Regions from separate parts of the Homo sapiens genome. Here region 2 is linked to region 1. A link is an interaction called in ENCODE POLR2A ChIA-PET data of the cell type or tissue named here. Cell type or tissue: OCI-LY7. All regions are shown on one strand. Each heading gives the region's core, and the rest is flanking DNA. Links, peaks and the distances in the headings are about the cores only.

What was found. Peaks named below come from ENCODE experiments on the same cell type or tissue, not always from the same donor. Only the 100,000 strongest peaks of a DNase experiment are listed, where the experiment ranks them.
Region 2: POLR2A ChIA-PET joins it to region 1 with 5 read pairs; 6 of 35 experiments call an interaction of 5 or more read pairs at or near these places.

What each region holds. Positions count from the first base shown.
Region 1 is chr15:58,573,576-58,580,191 of GRCh38, reverse strand. No RefSeq gene overlaps it. Among named protein-coding and RNA genes, the nearest start is that of LIPC-AS1, 78 kb to the right of the region's middle. In OCI-LY7, for the core only: no CTCF peak of the experiment used is centred there; no DNase peak of the experiment used is centred there.
Region 2 is chr15:58,460,938-58,467,553 of GRCh38, reverse strand. All of the region lies in intron 1 of LIPC (lipase C, hepatic type), which reads right to left. The region is part of intron 2 of LIPC-AS1 (LIPC antisense RNA 1); the gene reads left to right. Among named protein-coding and RNA genes, the nearest start is that of LIPC, 32 kb to the right of the region's middle. RefSeq lists a silencer at 3,321-3,410. In OCI-LY7, for the core only: no CTCF peak of the experiment used is centred there; a DNase peak (open chromatin) is centred at 3,303; H3K27ac peaks cover 392 bases.

The DNA.
Region 1 (6,616 bases), core at 1,008-5,007:
ACAGAGCAGGACTCTCCAAAAACAAAAACAAAAACAAAAATTTCACTTATGAAAATAAAGGCAAAATTCTAAATAAAATCAAGGAAAGTCCAGCAAAGTTATGAAAAAAAAAAAAAAATACATGGTAAGCAAGGAAGGTTTACTCCACGAATGCAAACACGGGCCGGGCGCGGTGGCTCACACCTATAATCCGAGCACTTTGAGAGGCCAAGGTGGGAGGATCACGAGGTCGAGAGATCGAGACCATCCTGGCCAACATGGTGAAACCCTGTCTCTACTAAAAATACAAAAATTAGCCGGGCGTGGTGGTGGGTGCCTGTAGTCCCAGCTACTTGGGTGGCTGAGGTAGGAGAATCACTTGAACCTGGGAGGCAGAGGTTTCAGTGAACAGAGATCGTGCCACTGCACTCCAGCCTGGGCAACAGGCAAGACTCTGTCTCAAAAAAAAAAAAAAAAAATGCAATGTGGCTCAATATCAGGAAGTCTATCAACATATTGTAATCTATGAATAAAGAAGGAAGAGGCCCAGCATAGTGGCTCATGGCTGTAATCCCAGCACTTTGGGAGGCCGAGGCAGGTGGATCACTTGAGGTCAACTTGGGTTGCCAGAAAGGTGAAAAAAAATGAAATAAACAATATAAACTGTGGTTGTTGGTGACGAAGTGGTTGTACAACGTAAAATTCTAGTATAAAAAAGAACAAATAGAATTAATATCATTAATTGGATAAGGTGGACAAATATAGAATAAACAACCAAAAGCTGTTCTTTATACTAGTAATAAGCCCTATGAGATAGAAATGGAATGGAATGAAGGGTTCCATCACACTCGTGACAAAAAATTAAAATACTTAGGAAAAAAAAAAAAACATGAACTTTTATTGAAGGATATGAAACAAGACCCAAACAAATGAAAAACATACAATGTCCCTCTGGATGACATAATAAAAAAGTTGGTTCTTTTTTTACTAATTTCTTTTTTTTTTTTTTGAGACAGAGTCTCGCTCTGTCGCCCAGGCTGGAGTGCAGGGGTGCAATCTCCGCTCAGTGCAAGCTCCACCTTCCGGGTTTACATCATTCTCCTGCCTCAGCCTCCCGAGTAGCTGGAACTACAGGCGCCCGCCACCACACCTGGCTAATTTTTTGTATTTTTAGTAGAGATGGGGTTTCTCCATGTTGGCCAGGATGGTCTCGATCTCCTGACCTCGTGATCCACTCGCCTCGGCCTCCCAAAGTGCTGGGATTACAAGTGTGAGCCACTGCACCTGGCATTTGTACTAATTTCTATATTTCATGTGCCACCCAATTAGAATATTTGATTTTTGGGAAATAGAGATTTTTGGGAAATTACTGTAAAGTCTGTATGAAAGACTAGATGCTTGCAATCAATTAAGTGTGATTACAATAGAAATAATGAGAAATAGAAATAAAGAGATCAATGCGGCAAAACAGAGGATTAAGAAATAGTTCACATGTACTTTAAATTTATGATACAAGTGGGATCTCAATTCAGCATGAAAAAGTTTAATAAATAACGTTGGCTCCACTTGTATCCATATAGAAGAAAATTAAGTTGTCATTCTATCTCACACTATATACAAAAATAAATCTCAGATGGATTAAGGCTTTTAAGGAACAAAACCAAAAATCTCAGAAGAAAATATTTATTTTCAACAATTTGCATTTCAATGGTGACTTCAAGTCAGAAATTCCATATAATAGAAATGTTAGATTTTTTTTGACCTAAAGGAAATTAAACTACTGTACAGCAAAGAATACTATAACTAAAATCAAGGCTGGGTGGGGTGGCTCTTGCCTGTAATCCCAGCACTTTGGGTGGCCGAGGTGGGCGGCTCACTAAAGGCCAGGAATTTGAGACCAGCCTGGGCAACATGGTGAAACCCCGTCTCCACCAAAAATACAAAAATTAGCCAGAGGTGGTGGTGCATGCCTGTAATCCCAGCTACTCGGGAGGCTGAGGCAGGAGAATAACCTTGAACCCGCGAGGTAGGTTGCAGTGAGCTGAGATCATGCCACTGCACTCCAGCCTGGGAGATGGAGCAAGACTCTGTTTCAATAAAATAATAAAATAAAATAAAATAAAATAAAATAACCCGTAGCTAAAATCAATAGAGAAATTAACTTAGAAAGTTATTTGCAAAGAAGCTGAACAATAAAAGGTTACTATATGTCATAAAATATGTAGTTCTTACAAACTGGCAAGAAACAGAAGCGTTCTAAAAGAAAATGGGATTTGAACAATTAATTCACAGTAAAGCAAATTCAATAAACATATGCAAAGATTCTCAATCTCAGCAGTAGGCAGGGAAATGTAAAGTCACAATGAAGTCACAACTTGCACCCAGCAGACTAGCAAAAACTAAAATGAGCAATAAATATTTCTGCCTTGGAAAGAAGTAGGGAGTGGGAAATAGGTGTTCATACACTGCTGGTGGAAGTGCAAATTGTGATAATGTTTTAGGAAAGCAATGTGGCAACATCTATTCAATTTAAAAATATATATCATTTGACTTAAAAAATTCTACTACTATCCCAGCACTTTGGGAGGCCGAGGCGGGCGGATCACCTGAGGTCAGGAGTTCGAGACCAGCCTGACTAACATGGTGAAACTCCGTCTCTACTAAAAATATAAAAATACAAAAAAAAATTAGCCGGGTACGGTGGCGGTGCCTGTAGTCCCAGCTACTCGGGAGGCTAAGGCAGGAGAATCGCTTGAACCCGCGAGGTGGAGGTTGCAGTGAGCCGAGATCACGCCACTTCACTTCAGCCTGGGCAAAAGAGCGAGACTCCATCTCAAAAAAAAAAAAAAAAAAAAAAAAAAAAAAAAAAAAAAAAGGGCCGGGCACGGTGGCGGTGGCTTACGCCTGTAATCCCAGCACTTTGGGAGGCCGAGGTGGGTGGATCACGAGGTTAGGAGATGGAGACCATCCTGGCTAATATGGTGAAACCCCGTCTCTACTAAAAATAGAAAAAATTAGCCAAGCATGGTGGCATGCGTCTGTAGTCCCAGCTAATCGGGAGGCTGAGGCAGGAGAATCACTTCAACCTGGGAGGTGGAAGTTGCAGTGAGCCAAGATTGTACCACTGCACTCCAGCCTGGTGACAGAGCGAGACTCTGTCTCAAAAAAAAAAAAAAAAAATTATACTACTAGAAATATTTCCCACAAATAGGTATATGAGAATACATGTATAAGGATGTTAAATGCAGCACTTTTCAGAAAGGCAAAAAGCTGGAGAAAAGTGAAGGCACATCAGTATGAGACTGACAATAAATTAAGGTTCTGTCTACAATGGGGAATATTATGCAATCATCAAAAGTAGTGAGGCTGGGTACTGTGGCTCACACCTGTAATCCAAGCATTTTGTTTGAGGCCAGGAGTTTGAGGTTGCAGGGAGCTGTGATAGGGCCACTGATCTCCAGTCTGGACAACAGACTGGAGTTCTAAAAAATTAAGAAAAAAATTAAAAAATAATAAGATCTGTACCAATTGACCCAGAAATATTTCAGCTCATATTGTTGAGTAAGGAAATCAATTTGCTGAAAAGAATGTATAATTACATGTTTGTGAAACAGTAACAAGTCCCTTCTCTTTGGGGATGTCTGTATATGGTAGTATATATGACTATAGAAAAACTTCAGAATTACACTCCTGGTTATGAACATGGGTCAGGGGAGAGGGCATTGACCCAAGTAACAAGAGGAGGAAAAAGATTGCACTAACCCCTCCAGCATGTATACTTCTATTTATAAAAAAATATTGTATAATAGGCATACAGAAATTAGAAAAAAGGGCTGGGAGCAGTGGCTCACGCCTGTAATCCCAGCACTTTGGGAGGCTGAGGTGGGCGCATCACTTGCGGTCAGGAGTTTGAAACCAGCCTGGCCAACATGGTGAAACCCCATCTCTACTAAAAAATACAAAAATTAGCCTGGTGTGGTAGCAGGCGACTTAATCCCAGCTACTTGGGAGGCAGAGGCAGGAGAATCGTTTGAACCCAGGAGGCGGAGGTTGCAGTGAGCCGAGATCGAGCCATTGCACTCAAACCTGGGGGATAAGAGCGAGATTTCTCTCAAAAAAAAAAAAAAAAAAAAAAAAGGAAATTAGAAAAAAGATCCATATCTTTTAGCATGTAAGGATACGAATAAGTCACTAAGACAAAAAAAAAAAAAAAAAAAAAAAAAAAGAAGCAAAAACAGAAACAAAAAGCAAGCAAGTTGAGCAAGTTGTAGAGTAATATATATACGATGGTTCCACTTTGGTGAAAACAACAAGCAAACAAAAGCCTTGAGTGTGGATAAATGCTTGTCTATGTTCGAAGGAATAACGTTGCCAGGCTGTTACCAATCTTCACTTCGGGTCGCTGGGGTGGGGAAGAAGGTGGGTGCGGGGAGACGGATGACCAGCTTTCTCTTTACATATCTTTGCATTGTTGCACTGCTTTTATACTCTTATAAAATATCTTTAAAATGAGAAACCTAAAATAACCACATAACAAAACCTAAAAATACATTACAACTTCTGCCCTCAAGGGGCTCACAGTCTCCTGCAGACTGTCTTCAGATAGCTGATGTGTTTGATTTGCTCTCTATGGCTTCCAGGGAAGAAAGCGAGGGGAGAAGGTACGGCAAGGTAGGGGAAGCTCTTTCCCTGGCGGTGCTGGGCCACACCTGTGATATTCTCTTGAGAGGAAGGTGTTGGACTCCGTCAGTGTTGCCCCAGTTTTCTGAAGAGATGAATTAGCCCGGGTACTTGTTGAAAAGAAAAATCTTTAGGATCTGTCCTTGACCCGCTGAATTCGAATCTCCAGGGGAGGAGTCTGGGAAGCTTTATTTTTTAGTGCCCAGGTGATTCATATCATTGGGGAAAGTTGGGAAACACTGGTCTACATTCACGCTGCTCAGCGTGGCCTGGGAACCAGCCGCAATGGCATCGCCTGAGAGCTTGTTAGGAATGCCTGCTGTCAGGATGTGCCCCAGACCTACGGTGACAGAAATGCCAGTGAACAAGGTGCCTGTGCACAGAATGGGTTGAGAGGGATGTTGTAGATGACCCTTACAGTTATTCTCTAATTCTATCTTATTTGACAGGAAGATAGCTCCAAGACACTGGAAAATTCTTTTTGTGATAGACGTGTTTCAAAAGTAAAAATGTAGTCAAGGAACCCAAAGGGATTTTGATGAACTGATTGAGGCAGAAACTGAGCTAACGTAAGAGGAGGCCGGCAGGGCCAAGAGATGAGGGAGGGAGGAAGTCAACCGCCTCGCCAACCTGGCTTTGTTTCTAAGCTGAATGAGGAAGCAGTGAACTCTATCTTGGACAGGTGTGGTAGCTGAAGCTTCTGATTTAATCAAGAGGAAAAAAATACAGATAAGAAGAGATACCTGTCACTTATTAACTCAGCAAGCATTTACAGGATGCCAACTCTGTACCAGGTGATAGGCTGAGCACTGGGAATAATGCAGTGAACAATGAGAGCCTCTCCCTGACTTCACCAAGCTTCAAGGCCAGTGGGGGAGAAAGGCAGTAAAGAAACCATTTCAAAGATCAGGCCTACGGCTAGGGTAAAGCTAGTGAAGCACTTGCCTTGAGTGCAAAAATGTAAGGGGGCTCCAAAAACTCAGTTATCAAGAAAATTTTTAATGCAAAAATTTTTCTAATGGAAATGAATGCAAAAATCTATGATACATAAAATATAAACATTTTGCTGTCATGGTGGCTCACATCTAATCCCAGTGACTTGGAAGGCTGAGGCCGGAAGATTGCTTGTGTCCAGGAGGTTGAGGCTGCAGTGAGCTCTGATTTGGCCACTGCACTCCAGCCTAGGTGACAGCAAGATCAGGCTGGGTGCAGTGGCTCACTCCTGTAATCCCAGCACTTTGGGAAGGTAAGGAGGGTGGATTGCTTGAACCCAGGAGTTCAAGACTAGCCTGGGCAACCCTTGTCTTTATAGAAAATATAAAAATTATCTGGGCTTGGTGGCATGCACCTGTAGTCCTAGCTACTTGGGAGGCTAAGGTGGGAGGATCCCTCGAGCTCAGGAGGTTGAGGCTGCAATGGGCTGTGATCATGTTACTGTACTCCAGTCTGGGTAGCAGAGTGAGACCCATCTAAAAAATAAATATATAAATAAACACAGGTTCACTATTACTGATTTTTCCTTTTGCCTCAGGCTCCAATGTGGCTCTGCATGGCATGGCCACAAATCATTTCACCAGGAGAATAAAAAAACATTGACTATGGATGGCAGGGTGAGCTGCTTGAAGCTCGGGTAGGATGAGATAATTGTTAAATGATCTCCCAAGCAGTAACACCTAACTTGGAGCTGCAAGCATGCAATGGAGGAGAGGTGGGAGTGTAAGCAACAGAAGGGGCCAAGGAGAGAGCTTTGCGCTTTTGAAGGAACTGAGGTGGCTGGTGTTGTCTAGACCTCTGGGTTTCAAACTTAGTGCATATTAGGATCACCTGGGGAGCTTTCAACAGTCTTAATCTCCGGGCCCTGCCCTAGTCCAATTAAGTAAAAAATCTCTAGGTGTGGGGCTGAGGCAGGGCTAGTTTTTAAAGCTCCTCAGGCATTTCTAAAGTGCACGCTAAACCT
Region 2 (6,616 bases), core at 1,783-5,782, 110 kb after region 1:
TTCCCAGAAGGCCTAGTACCGGATCATAAACTCTGCAGCTGACTCATTAAACCCGGTAAAAGTGGCTGCAAAGCTCTCTGGGAAAGGACGGGTTTGAAGAAAGGATAACATTGCTTCTATGAGGGGACCAGAATAAGCAACGGAGCGGAAACCAATACGTGCAAATCAGGCACTGTGAGCTCAAGAGCGGTTCTGAGGAGCTCACAGACACAAGGAGCCCGCAAGCAAAGGTTCTGCTCCACAAGCAGGAAGCCCCTGAGAGACATGCACGTTTTGGCCGCTGTGAACAAGAGCCTACGGTCAGGGATGAGTGGGTCAGGTGATCACGGAAGTCCATTTCAGCTTTTAGTTCTAACCACCCTCTGTGAGTTGGATTCATGCTTCATTGGTCTACTGGATTTATTTCCCAGGGTCAGTAAACATTTGGATGGGAATGCAATGAATGAAAAACAAAAGAAACTATCAGAATCTGATGAAACGTCATGCCAAAGTTTATTAGGAATAAAAAGTTATAACTATTATATATAAGTAGGAATGCTGTATAATCTATAAAAAAATGAGGTTGTCATGAGGATTCAGACAAGACAATGGGTGTCTGAAAAGTGTCTTGAAAACTGGAATTATTCAATTAGAATAAAGTTATATATAACAGTTGGGATAATTTTCTGGATGAAGATATGTGAAAATCAACTTTACGAAGTGATTACAGTAAGTACTGTGTGAGCATTTCATATGACCTGCAAAGAGAAGAAGGAAACCATGTGCTTTGCAGGAGGTAAAATGCTCAGCTGACTGAGATGCTGGAAGGTCTTATGGGGTCATATGAATGGGCAGGAAAATAGAAGATGACCTTTGATGCAGACAAAGCCATTATGTGTTTAGGGAAAAGTAGCCCAAACAACATAGAAAGTGGTTGCCTCTGACCCAGAGTGTATAAACCAGAGAAGAATTTTGGTCTTCGCAGCTTGTTTCTTACCTGTGATGCTAGTTTGGTCAAGATGGCTAACCAAGTGTTTAAAATTACCATACATCCTTAGAATAAAGAAGCCATAGAGATCATGTGATCTATTGATGGATTTAATTTTATAAGATGAGAAAACTCAGGCCCAGAGAGCTAAGTGGCTTGTTCAAGGTTCTATAACTACTTAGAAAATGTTTTGTATACCAGATGGAAAACATCAGTCTACCTTTCACGAAACTAAGACACCTGACAAAGGCTGCCTTAAAGAGTGTGGGGGAATTTCCAGAACCTTTTTACTTCTAATCACTCTCTATGAGTCACCCGCTAGGAGTTCTAATCACACCACCATTAGGTGGAAAGTTGACCAAATGGTCCCTCAGCACGTCCCATCGCATTGCTGTAAAAGTCAAATCATTGAGATGGATAGATATCTCACGACTAGTAACATTTTCTACATAATCTTACATAAATGATTCCTAATAAATTACACAGACAGGACTTCACAGTGAAATCACAAGTGAGTTTAGTACAGGCATAATGATGACAGCCCAAACATCTGTTGGTTTTGGAAGTAAGTTTTCCTATTTTAGAACTAGCACTGAATCATCAGGAGATGGGGCTTGATAGAACTTCAGAGGAATTTTAGATCTCTACCAAAAGATCTAATTCCTCTGCCCTGTATTAATTAGAAACGGTAGACATCGAGGGCTATGATTGTCTCCCTAGTTTCCCACGTACCTATTCCTTCCTTGACAACACACCAGAGAGAGTAGAGAAGACAGAAGATTAGAGAGCTTTGATGCTTTTAGTGTGGGACCGGTGATGACTGCCCTCTTGGACTCTATCTTCCCAGGACGGGTCCAAGCTTCCTGGTCCCCTTGCCTTGTCTGAGCCTTCCTGCCCCAGCTGACTTCCTAGGCCTGTGAATGCCTAACCCAAGTACTTACCTGCTTCCTCCAACTTCCTGGATTCACTTGGGACTCCATCCGTTATGTTACGGTTCTGACCCGTAATCTACACCTCACCTCTGCCCTTGGTTGAGCATTTGGTCTTTGTCTCTTCCTCCCAGCCCAGCCCTACATGTCAGTCATGTCCTACAATCTATAATTGATCACTGTAATGTCCCATTTAAATTTTTTTCTGTTGTTCATGTGGAATTTAATGGAACTCTTTTCTAAAAATGTGAATTTGAAAAACCTTCAGTCTACACTAAGACTATTGAAGAGCACAGTCTGTGTTAAAAGCCAGATGTAAAAACTGTTGGCTTTCATAAGAGGTACCAATTATAAGTAAATATCCATCAATCAATAAACACATCCTGCTCCAAGGTGCAAAGATTAGGGGAGCAGTCAAGTGGGGGAAATGAGTTGTTCTGATTGGAAGAAGGGGGGTGACATGGACAGATGTAGGGTGCACTTGACACAGAATCTTCTTTTTCCCCTGGTTCCTGAGGGGATAAGACATAGGAACCCAAAACATCAGAAAAGTAAGGTAGCAGTGATAGGGCTTTTCTTTCCTCCAGTGCAAACCAGCCATAGTATTATTCTTTTATTCGGACTTTAGATGAGAAGCCCTATATGTTTTGTTGTGTGGTGGGCTCCCCCCTCGCTCCCCATTTTTGAGACAGAGTCTCACTCTGTTGCCCAGGCTGGAGTACAGTGGCACAGTCTTGGCTCACTGCAACCTCCACCTCCCAGGTTCAAGCGATTTTTCTGCCTCAGTCTCCTGAGTAGCTGGGACTACAGGTGCACACCACCACACCCAGCTAACTTTTGTATTTTTAGTACAGACCGAGTTTCACCATGTTGCCCAAGCTAGTTTTGAACCCCTGACCTCAGATGATCTGCCCGCCTTGGCTTCCCAAAGTGCTGGGATTACAGGTGTGAGCCACCATGCCTGGCCACCCTGTGTGTTTTGATGTGTGGTCAAGCCACTGAAATTTCTAGAAAAACAAGGAGCCCGGGAAGGACTCATCCCAAGAAGTTGAAGGTGAGTTAGAAAATTGGCTACTACCCAAGTTAGACAGAATTCAAGGACTGGCATAAGCTGTGATGAATAGCAACTAAAGAATGGAGCTCTGATGCTTAATGTTTATATGTCTTTAAACCTTGCTTTAAATAAAATGCTTTATTTGTACTAGTTAAGTATTTGCTATGATGTGTTGCTTTAATGAAAAGCTCTGTTGAACTCTGTTGTGTGGGAAAGCAGGTTGGGCTTTGATTGGATTAACCATGCAGATAGGGAGTTAGGCTCTTTGGAGCCGAGTTGGTTCACACAGGCGGCACTACCCACCTACAGGTGTCCATCGCACCTGCGTTATGAGTACTGCTCCTAGGAAACCAGGCTCTGAGAGTACCAGCCTAGGAAACTTGAGCCAATAAAGTCACCACAAAGACCACAGCACTTAAAGATAGAAAGGGGCAAGTATAGAGGGGGTTGGGAGGGTGACAGGTGCATGCTCCTTTTATCATGATTTTAAAAAATAATACAGTGCTTTTGACAATTTTTTTTTCAAAAAAAATGAAAGCTTTGGATTTTTCAGGTGGGGTTATTTGCCTTTCATCTGTGTTTTCTCTACTGTTCTATTTACTGATCCATTACTTTCATCTTTGAAACCTGTCATTGTGGACTCTTGTATCAATGTAACTATCTGTTAAAAGGCTTTTTGCTTTTCGGGTCAGAAGTGTTTAATATCAGACATTTTAAATGATTTTATTTGTATTGACCTCAAACTTGAAAGTTATGCAAGAGGTACTGTAAAATTAAGTATTCAAAGAGATGAATGCCTTTATTGGACTTTTTTGATGAGCAGAGAGGTTGAGGGGTCCTAAGGGAGTGATGGAAAAGTGGAAAACTGACCAGGACCCAATGCCTAGGTCGCCGAGAAACAGGGCAAGAAAGAGGTCAAGGAGATGGGAGTGGAGCGGGTGAATACCTGCGCAATCTCAGGACACAGAAAAGACCTGATGGATTCTTTCCTTTCTTTCCTGGTTAGAGGAGGGGCATGGGTGACCCAGTCTGGCTGCAGGAGCTCAGGTAGGATAGACGAGTTTGGGGCAAAATGGTGGGTGCTGTAGCTTAAAGGGGAGCAGTGGGCGGGAAGTTGAGTCAGCCTGGGCTGGTGCATTGTGGATATAGCACAGCTTGAGAGGGTGGAGAGGAGTGGGAGAGTAAAAGAGCAGAGCAGTTTCTGAAAGCTTGGTGTGGTCTGGGTCACAGACTCCTGCAGATGTTCTGAGGGATCAAGCCCTTTTCCCGAGGCCCCAGAGCTCACTGAAGCTAGAACCTAGACTGCAGGCCCTACCAACATTCTTTGCTCTACGCAAGTGGCCATCAGGACCCTGGAGTGAATGACACATAAGTTCCCCTCCCACCTCCATGTCCATGGAAGATGAGAACAGAGCAGTCAGGCCGGAAGGCAAACACCATCCCAACGTGCAGGTGTGCGGTAGAAGCACAATATCACCTTTCACTGGGGAGCTGGCCCTTGGCTGCCACTCTAACAGCCACACACCCCCAGTGCTGCTCCAGGGGCAGTCCACGCTGGGAGAGAAGAGATTGGAATCGACTTCTTGGAGTCTTTTACAAGGACTTCAAAAGGAGGGATGAGTCTGCAGTGTTCTGGGGGCCACTTAGCAATAAAGGAATAATCCACAGCCTGTGCAGTGCTAATGAGCACCAAGAATAACTCCGCCAATAACTCTGCAGGCAGGGCCCAGCGGACCAGCAGAGCTCAGCTGGTCTTGGAAAGGGTTCTTCAGGCCTGCCCCCTCTGCCGAGAGGCCAGAGCTCAGCCAGTGGGTTCCTTATAGGATTGCCTGGGAGGAGAGGATTGCCTGGAGTGGCCTCTGAGTCAGGGCTGTGCTCCTCCCACACAGGAGGAGGAAGTCAAGGGCTGTGTGCAGGTGAGCAAACCGAGCTGACAGGAGCCTGACTTCTAAGGTGCTGGCTTTGGTTCCTCTCATGCTGAGGATTAATTTATCTAAGTGGAAACAGAGCAGGAGAGGGGACATTTATTTCTTTGGCTTTGGTCTGGGGTCCAGTAAGGGAAGGAGAGAGAAAGAAAGAATGTATGTGTGAGTATCTAAACCAATTGGATGGATTAAGGGCAGGGCAGAAAGTGGACCAGTGGTACCAACTCTTCAAAAAGGTGCTGAAAGCCTTTATCATAAACACTAAATGTAATACTGTTTAGGGGGACAGAATAGGGTTGGTGCCAGAAGGACCCCTTTCCTGGATCCCGATGTTCATTTATTCTTGTGTTCATTCATTTGATCCAATCAATCAATCATGTCAATTCAGTCATCAACATTTCTCCAGCATCCACTATATGCCATGTGCTGCAAACAGACTGTACTAAGGCCCAGCCTCTCTCTGCCTTCAAAGCACTCACGATCCTATAGGGAAGGTGGAAATATGAACAAGCAGTCAACAATAGACATAATGAACACAGTGCAATGCATGCAAGAAACAGGAAAATAGATGACAGAAGCAAAGAGGAAGGTGGGCCTCACTTGGACACAGAGGGGTACAGACATTTGGCATGTAACTTGGATGATCCAGTGCAGGCTGTGTGATGGGTGGGACTGAGGATGAGGGAGAAAACACATTCCAGGACTTCCATGAGCAGGTTTGAACTGTGGGGGTGGAGTGGGATGTGGGGGCGGGGGGACAGCACGAGGCAGGTGTGGAGGGGTGGACAGAGTAAGGTGTGAAAGTTTAAAGGAGCTGGAATTTGAAGGGAATCGGAACCGGGGGGAGACAAGGGCATCCAAGGCCAATGGGTGTGAAAGGCAGAGGTCTGGAGGGGAGTGTTGTTCCTTTCTTCGGCACATAGATAGGAGGCAGAGTTGCACGGGGATTAAGAACATAGGTGGCGGGGCCCAGTGGCTCACCCCTGTAATCCCAGCATTCTGGGAGGCCAAGGCAGGCAGATCACTTGAGGTCAGGAGTTCGAGACCAGCCTGGCCAATGTGGTGAAACTCCATATCTACTAAAAAAAAAAAAAAATCAAAAATTAGCCTGGCATGGTGGTGCACACCAGTAATCCCAGCTAATCGGGAGGCTGAGGCAGGAGAATCGCTTGAACCAGGGAGCCAAGCAATTGTTGCAGTGAGCCAAGATCGAGCCACTGCACTCCAGCCTTGGTGACAGAGTGAGACTTTGTCTCAAAAACAAAGAAACCATAGGCTCTGTACTGAGACTGTGTTCAAATCCTGGCTCTGGGAGTTGCCAGCTTTGTGACTTTGGGCAAGTTTCTCTGCCTCTATAAACTTCAGTTTCCTTATCTATAAAGTGGGAGCAATGATAATTCCTGCAGCTGGCTGCTGTGAGGATTGGTAGTTGAGCACTTGGTGGGATAACTGGTATAGCCTTCAGTAAATGTTAGCTTTTTTTATTGTTACTATTGCAGCCAATCTTTAAATGCTGTTAGTTTTTCCTTTGAAGTGTTTCCTGGGTCTTGTTATGACGTCTCCCTCCCAGCAGTGACCACTTCAAGCTCTGCACTTGAGAACTGCCGTCCTCACCTCACTTCTGGGTTTCTGCACATCTTCAAATTGGCCTTGGTGGCTTTCTTCCTTCCTCTGTAACCATCCTGTGGACCAACCCCAAACAAACCCCTCTTACATGCCATGTTCGGGTCAGTCCCTTGGT